Linked DNA regions of Homo sapiens: all the other regions are linked to region 3. The links are chromatin loops, found by intact Hi-C in ENCODE. Cell type or tissue: heart left ventricle. All regions are shown on one strand.

Evidence for each region. A loop is a pair of places that touch in the nucleus more often than their neighbours do. Peaks named below come from ENCODE experiments on the same cell type or tissue, not always from the same donor. Only the 100,000 strongest peaks of a DNase experiment are listed, where the experiment ranks them.
Region 1: a loop joins it to region 3, with 2.5 times the contacts of the local background. A loop is called at or near these places in 16 of 110 quality-filtered maps.
Region 2: it touches region 3 in a loop (18-fold over the local background); 41 of 110 quality-filtered maps call a loop at or near these places.

The regions. Positions count from the first base shown.
Region 1 is chr1:26,581,549-26,584,048 of GRCh38, reverse strand. No RefSeq gene overlaps it. Among named protein-coding and RNA genes, the nearest start is that of MIR1976, 28 kb to the right of the region's middle. RefSeq lists an enhancer at 1,044-1,113. In heart left ventricle, no CTCF peak of the experiment used is centred here; a DNase peak (open chromatin) is centred at 1,074.
Region 2 is chr1:26,786,543-26,789,042 of GRCh38, reverse strand. It overlaps PIGV (phosphatidylinositol glycan anchor biosynthesis class V), which reads right to left and starts at 1,093. Exons shown (of 4, transcript NM_017837.4): 1 at 775-1,093. RefSeq lists enhancers at 454-653, 341-1,167, 1,214-1,653, 2,174-2,323 and a silencer at 954-1,163. In heart left ventricle, no CTCF peak of the experiment used is centred here; DNase peaks (open chromatin) are centred at 482, 862, 1,102 and 1,972; H3K4me3 peaks cover 2,500 bases; H3K27ac peaks cover 2,500 bases.
Region 3 is chr1:26,499,331-26,501,830 of GRCh38, reverse strand. No RefSeq gene overlaps it. Among named protein-coding and RNA genes, the nearest start is that of HMGN2, 28 kb to the right of the region's middle. RefSeq lists enhancers at 328-387, 1-458, 418-487 and silencers at 668-1,157, 1,368-1,547. In heart left ventricle, CTCF peaks have their summits at 1,264 and 1,479 (motif pointing left); DNase peaks (open chromatin) are centred at 790 and 1,450; H3K4me3 peaks cover 1,827 bases; H3K27ac peaks cover 1,418 bases.

The DNA.
Region 1 (2,500 bases), 82 kb before region 3:
TGCTCCAGAAAGTCAAGAAGCCAATTGCTCTCATTTTAGTATCTTCCGTGTCTGGAACATAAGTTTTTAATTTTTGTGTTTTTTAAATTTAATTTAATTTTTTTTTTTAATGCCTAGTCTCTCTCTGTCACCCAGGCTGAAGTGCAGTGGCACAATCACAGCTCACTGCAGCGTCAACTTCCCTGGCTCCAGGGATCCTCCCACCTCAGCTTTTCTCAGCTTTCCAAATAGCTAGGACCACAGTCACACCCCACCATGCCTGACTAATATTTTTGTATTTTTGGTATAGAGGGGGTTTCACCATGTTGCCCAGGCTGGTCTCAAACTCCTGGGCTCAAGCAATCCACCCACCTTGGCCTTCCAAAGTGTTGGGGTTACAGGTGTGAGCCACCGTGCCCAGCCTGGAACGTTAAGTCTACTGAAAGAACTATCGCACAGTGCTGTGGCAGGACTGCTGTTCTACATGCTTGAAAAGTAAAAGTGTTATCTGCTCCCCTGGATAAAATGTTTCTTAACATCTAGGAGATCTTGAATTCCTTTGAGAATCTGATGACAAACCCTGTACCCTCTCCTCCCAGGAAGATATACAGGTCATTTTACATATATCCCCATGCCTGGGATGCCATGGGCCCTGAATTAAGATCCCTTGGTTCTGGAGCATCTCACTTAGGCCTGAAGGTTCTATCAAGCATTCTTGCAATTCAGCCATCATTTGTTCTGGATCGGATTCCTGCCAGAGCCTTTATCCTCATTGTTTCTTTTTATCTCCTCCATGACTCTCTGATGATGGTCTGCAGATGAGGGAAATAAGACTTAGGCCAAGTGACTTGCCCAAGATCATATAGTTAGTGATGGCTGCTGTTGAGATTTGACCTCATTTGTGTCTTCTGATTCCAACCCCCACTCACAGAAGCCCACAAAGGACCCAGTAGCTGAAAAGCTTCCTAACGACTGCAGGAATGACTTTGCCCAAGTCCAGGTCTGGAAAGAAGATTCTGCAACGGATGAGTGACCCCAGGCCCATCCTAAGTGCAGGCCTCATGCCCAGCTCCAACATGTGTCATCACCCCTCGGTTTCTCAACTCAGCCCACAGCGGGCGGGGGTGGTGGGGAGCAGAAGAAGGGAAGAGAAACAGAGGAAATTATAAAAAGAAGTCTCAGACTGAGTCATAAACATGAGTTATAACTCAGAGAGAGGTTCTGGAAAGAGAGTAAAGGTCATAATGAAAGGGCTCCCTCTTTTCATGGGGCAAGGATGCTTAAATGAGCTGACCTGTCCAGGTTCTGGATATGATTCCTTCTACTTAAACCGGTGAGAAGGCCAGGCGTATTGGCTCAGACCTGTAATCGCAAGGTTTTGGGAGGCTGAGGCAGGAGGATCAGTTGAACCCAGGAGTTCAAGACCAGTCCAGGCAACATGGTGAGAACCCAGCTCTACAAAAAAATAAAATAATAAAATATAAAATAAAAATTAGCCAGGCATGTTAGTCCGTGCCTGTGGTCTAAGCTACTGAGGAGGCTGAAGTGGGAGGATTGCTTGAACCTGGGAGGTCGAGGTTACAGTGAGCCATGATCATACCACTGCACTCCAGCCTGGGTGACAAGGCAGAGTAAGACTCTGTCTCTAAAAAATAAATAAATGAATCATATGAGTAAATCAAGGTAGAGAGATTAAATGGCTTGCCCAAGATCCACAAGCAAGTGGTCAAAGTTGGATTGTAAGCCAGGGTTGTTTGTCCCTCAAGAAAAAAAGTTTAACAAAACCAGGACAGCTTAATCCCAGGTCTGCACTTAACCACACTACTCTAGCCTGCTTCCCACGTCCTCATGTTGTTTGCTTATAACTGAGCAGCTCCGTACACACTTCACACGCTCTCTCCTCTTTATTATTTATTTATTTATTTATTTTTTCTGAGACAGTTTCACTCTTGTTGCCCAGACTGGAGTGCAGTGGTGCAATCTTGGCTCACTGCAACCTCTGCTTCCCAGGTTCAAGCGATTCTCCCGCCTCAGCCTCCCAAGAAACTGGGATTACAGGCATGCGCCACCATGCCCAGCTAACTTTGTATTTTTAGTAGAGATGGGGTTTCGCCATGTTGGCCAGGCTGGTTTCGAACCCCTGACCACAGGTGATCCACCCGCCTCAGCCTCCCAAAGTGCTGGGATTACAGGCGCGAGCCACTGTGCCCGGCTATTATTTTATTATTTTATTTTGAGACAGAGTCTCACTCTGTCACCCAGGCTAGAGTGCAGTGGCACGATCTCGGCTCACTGCCGTCTCTGCATCTCAGGTTCAAGTGATTCTCGTGTCTCAGCCTCCCAAGTAGCTGGAATACAGGCACTTGCCACCACGCCTGGCTAATTATTTATTCATTTTTTGTATTTTTAGAATAGATGGGGTTTCGCCATGTTGGCCAGGCTGGTCTCAAACTCCTGGCCTCAAATGATCCGCCAGTCTCAGCCTCCCAAAGTACTGGGAATACAGGTATGAGCCACCATG
Region 2 (2,500 bases), 290 kb before region 3:
CACCTAACCCACCTCTGCCACTTGACCATGCTTGCATTCTTCCTTTCCTCTCTCGAGTCAAGCTCTAGCCTCAGCGACTACAGATGTGTGTAGCCCACACTTTGCTTACAGGTAAACCAAGTAAAAACAAAGCTAGTCAATTCTCCCTCTCAGCTAATTGCCCACCTCACTTCCCAACAACCCCTTTGCCAAATCACAGACTCTTAACTGGCAGGACACTTACAGATCAACTAGTTTCACTCTTCAAAAATTTTCCCGTGAGATAAATAGGCTCCAGAGATCTCATCAGACACTGTGAGGCTAGTATAATTACCATCGCCATTTTATGGATATGGAAACTGAGGCTCACTGGGGTCAAGTGACGTACCCAGGGCTACTTAAAGAGGCTGTCATGTTTTCTGCTTCTTAAACCTCACGGTACCAGCCCGCATCCCTCGCCAAAGGGTACGCGCCCTTTCCGAGCCAGGATTATGACCCAGGTCACCCAAACGCCTAGCCCAGTACTTCCATGCCGCAGCCTGCCCTTGCTAGGTATGCTTAGGGTAGTTGGGCCCTATCTGAGAATCTGGGACATCCTGTTGAACGGCAGCTCTGGACCCTCTGGGTAAGACTAACACCCCCTGCGCAGGCTGGAGAAGTCGCTCTGACCCAGGGTCCTCAGAGCCAAAGGCCTCGTGGGGGCTGCCTTCTGTCAGCCCAGCCGTGTCCGCAACCCGTTTCTGGCCGGCTCCTTTTGGACACAGTCCCTTCTGGGTACTAATCATCCACGCTCACCCCAGAGGGGCCACGGCCCAAGGACCACTCCCGAGGGAGCCTGCAGAGCCCCACCAGGCCACAGGGCCGGAAGCAGACGAGGGCGGGAGGCTGGAAAGGAAGAGGCGGCGCCCGAGGCTGCTATGGCGGAGGGGCGGGGCTCCCCGCTTCTCCGGGCGTCTGTCTCATTTCTACCGGCTTCCATTTGACAGCTTCCCTCCCGCCAGAACTCCAGGGCTCCCAAGCTGGCGCGGGGTCCTCAGCCCCTGCCCGTCCCGACCTCCCCGGCGGGGACCGAACCTCAGCTCCTCCATCCGGGGCCCACGCGGCCCGCGCCTGCGCGCTGGCTCCGCCGACGGCGTCCCCGCCCCGCTCCTGCCCGGACTTGGAGCAGCCCCGCCTCCCTGCGCGGCGGCCATGTTGACTCCGGGCGAGCGGGATGGGGGTCGCCGCTCGGCGCCTCGCCTCGTAGCACCTTCCCACCTTGGTGACACCTGAAGAGTTCTCTCGCACTTCGCTCTCCTTCAAGGCCCCCCGCCACCCCGCCTTCAAATAGTGAGCGGAGGCTGCTGTCTCAGAGTCAGTGCTCTTGCCCCAGCTCCCGCTGACGTTCACTGAGTTCCCGGTGTGGGCCGAGGCTCTTGTAGTCGGAGGCTGACCCGCAGCCTCTTCACAGAAACCAGAGCCGCGCTCTTCCTGCTGTCAGGCAACAACAGCTCAGCACAGGGCCTGACACACAATAGATGTCCTCTGAATAGCCAAAGAAAAACATTCTTGGGGTTTCTGTGGCCGGCAGCGGCACCCTGCGTCCTGGGTGTGAAGAAAGTGGGGGATCCCCCTGATTTTCCCCTCCTCTATCTACCAGAGACCTTCTGTCCTACTTTAGTCCTCAGCCCCACCTCAGGTGGCTAATGAGGATGGTGAAGAAAACCTCAGAGAACACCCTCCAGGGCTCCTTTCACCTCCCTCACCCAAGCAGTTTCTCTCATAGGAAGTGGGGCCAAAAAAAGAAGAAAAAAAAAGAGGCGAACTCAACAAAACCGTCTATTGGGGGGAGCGGCCAGTTTGTACCCTTGTAACGGAAACTGTTAGAACAACTTTGCACCCTCCTTAAAGGAAACAGATGATAAATCCTTCTCCGTTGGTGGATTTCTTGTTTCTCAGGATTCCAAAGCCTTATGTGGTTTCAGTTATCTGCCCTCCAAACGAAGCCAGGGGCCGGGTTAGCCTCTGGCCACAGCCTGGCTCAGGGAGGGGTTTATCTTCTGCAACGGCTACTCATGTGGGTGGGAACAAAGAGATGGTTGCTACCTCTCCAGGCGAAGACCAGCCCACATCAGTCTGTGGGGGCCTGGGACTGTATCTCTTGACTCTGTAACTCATTTCAGGCCCTGAGACCTAAATTGCCTTCAGATATCTGTTGTGTGCAAGGTGGAGAAAAGGCAAATCATATTTAGTCGTTGTGTGTTGGAGAAGGGGGAAAAAATGGAGTTTCATGGCCCTTCCCCCAGGTTTTTCAGTGCCACGCACTTGTTCTCAGCTCCAGAGGCCTGTGAGTAACGTGGCAAAGCCTGGGGACACACTTGTGACTGGGGCCTAAGGCTGTGACTTGAATCTCTAGAAGTCCACCATGAGGCTCCAAGCAGCACTCTCTCTGCAAAGACAAAACTGAGAAATGAACTGTCCTTGCTCTGTAAATTCACAAGGGGAAAAAAGACATGCATTCTCAGGGTTCCCTCTGTCCACA
Region 3 (2,500 bases):
ACAGGCAGGAAGAATTTCCAGGTATTTCCAGGCCGAATGGCAAAACAAGATATGACAGAAAAAAAAAGGGCCCCAAGGACTCTGCACCTCGGTCCTATCCCTGTGCAGTTTGAGCTCTTCAGCCCTCAAAGTGCCCTTCTGGCCACCACCTGGTCCTCTTTTGCAAAGACTGCACGAGAAAGGAGCCAGCCGAGGTGCCCTCAGGTCCAAGCCCTTGTGACCTGGAGCTCTTTCTCCATGTGGCTTGAGGTCCCAAGGTTTCCCCAATGCCAAATCCTTTTGAAACTGAATATGAAGGAGGGGCTCTGAGGGACCCCCATCGCTTTGCCAGGTTTTCAGAGCGCGGCCCACCCTGCAGTTGTGGAGAGAGGGAGTCGTCGCGGAGTTCCCAAACCGCTGAAGGGCAGACCTGGACCGTTCCTGGAATGTGGGAAATGAGTGCGACGGCATACTGGGGCTGCATCAGCCCGTCTCTAGAAAAACCATCGCCTCCAGATCTGGCCCCCAGATTGAGTCCCAGGATTTCCGGGCTGGTTCCAAGAACCTGATCCGGAAAATGGGCGCGGTTCCTGTCTCCTCCCCCTTCCCCTCGGGCCGGTTGGGCACAGTACTTAGGACCCAAATCTGGACCTAATGCCAAGGCCGCCCATCCAGCGCCCAGACTCAGCTGGCCTTGCGCTCCCTGAAGCCACTCGCGGGTACTGGGGACGCCCCTCCCCGTCCCGCGGCCCCTACCCCCACTTCCGCGTAGTCCCGGCTCCCGTCACCCCGCGCGCGCCCCGCGGGAACCCGAGCCCGCCGACCCCGCCCTTCCAGGCCCCGCCCCCGGTGACGCCCCGCCCCGGCACGTGCGCGCGCGTGGTCTGCCAGCTTCTCTGGCCCTGCAAGGCGACCCCTAAGCGCAATGTCCGGGACCCGCGGTCAGAGGGCCGGAGTGAGGGTGGCAGCGCTCAGGGAAGGAGGCGGAGGCAGAGGCCTCTTTCTTCCCCCGAGGTGGAGAGGGCCCCGGGTCGGAGGAGCGAGGGCCGCACCGCTGGAGCCCACTCCCGCCTCCTTCCCCACGGGCCGGCGCACTTGGGAGCTGGACAGGACGCTCTTCCTGGGCTCGGAGCAGGCGCGGGCCCGGGTTGAGCCGAGCCTGAGCAGGGGCAGGCTCTAGCTGGCGGCTGGCCAGATGCCCTCCAGGTGCGCAGCGCGTGACCTGCGGCAGGGCGGGGCGGCCCCACGAGAGTTCTTCGAGGGTGGCGGGCGAGTCACGTGAGCAGGGGTTGGGGTCCGCCGGATAATGGGGGATGCGGGAGCCCGCTGGAGGAGTGGAGGGGCGCCTTGGGGAACGGCGGTTAAGCCCCAGCGACGCTCCTGGCCTGGATGTCGGGCCGTATCCTTGTCGAGGCTGGGGAGCTGGGCCGAGGAGCCCCATCCCGCGGGCGCCGCCTCCCAGGTGGGGCGCGGAGCTCGGCTCTGCGCCGCCACCGTGTGGCCGAAGGGGGCAGCGCCTGCTTGGTGCCAGGAGGCTCCTCGGGGCTGACGGCGGGGACTCGCACGAGGCACCGAGGAGCCTCTGGCGATCGGCTTTCGATACCCTGCCCCCTTCCGAGCTAGGGTCCAGGAGTGGGGTTGAGGTTGCCATGGCGACGGGTGCGCGGGCTGGTATCTTCCTCTGGCTGCTGTGGGGCCGGGGCGTGGACACCCAGCATCTGCCCTCACCCTGCTCACTGAATCACCTTGGTGTGGACGAGGATTATCCTTCCCAAAAGCAGCCAGGCCTCCCAACAACCAACCAGCTTTTTTTGTTTTGTTATTTTTTTAAAAAAAAATAGAGATAGGGTCTCGCTCTGTTGGCCAGGCTGTCCTCCCAAAGTGCTGGGGTTACAGGCATAAGCCCCCGCGCGCAGCCCCAGCTTTCTTTTTTTTCTTTTTGCTGGAGTTAAGCAGTATGATCTCGGCTCGCTGCAACTTCCGCCTCCAAGGTTCAAGCCGTTCTCCTGCCTCAGCCTCCCAAGTAGCTGGGACTACAGGCACGAGACACCACGCCTGGCTAATTTTTGTATTTTTAGTAGAGACGGGGTTTTGCCAAGGCGAGGCCAAGGCAGGTGGATCACGAGGTCAGGAGTTCAAGACCAGCCTGGCCAACATGGTGAAACCCCATCTCTACTAAAAATACAACAATTAGCCAGGCGTGGTGGTGCGCACCTGTAGTCTCAGTTACTCGGGAGGCTGAGGCAGGAGAATTGCTTGAATCCGGGAGGCAGAGGTTGCAGTGAGTCCATATCATGCCACTGCACTCCAGTCTGGGCGACAGAGCAAGACTGTCTCAAAAAAAAAAAAAAAAAAATACCTAGGGCCCCCAGCTGTAGTCATGTCCCATTCTGGAAAACACTACCATAGGGAATTACTGGAAGTACCCTGGGGAGGTAGGATGAAGCCACTGTTGGTTGAGCAAGGTTGTCTGTGTATCAAGTAAGGAGGCTTGCTGCTTTTCATAATTCTTTCTGAGCCC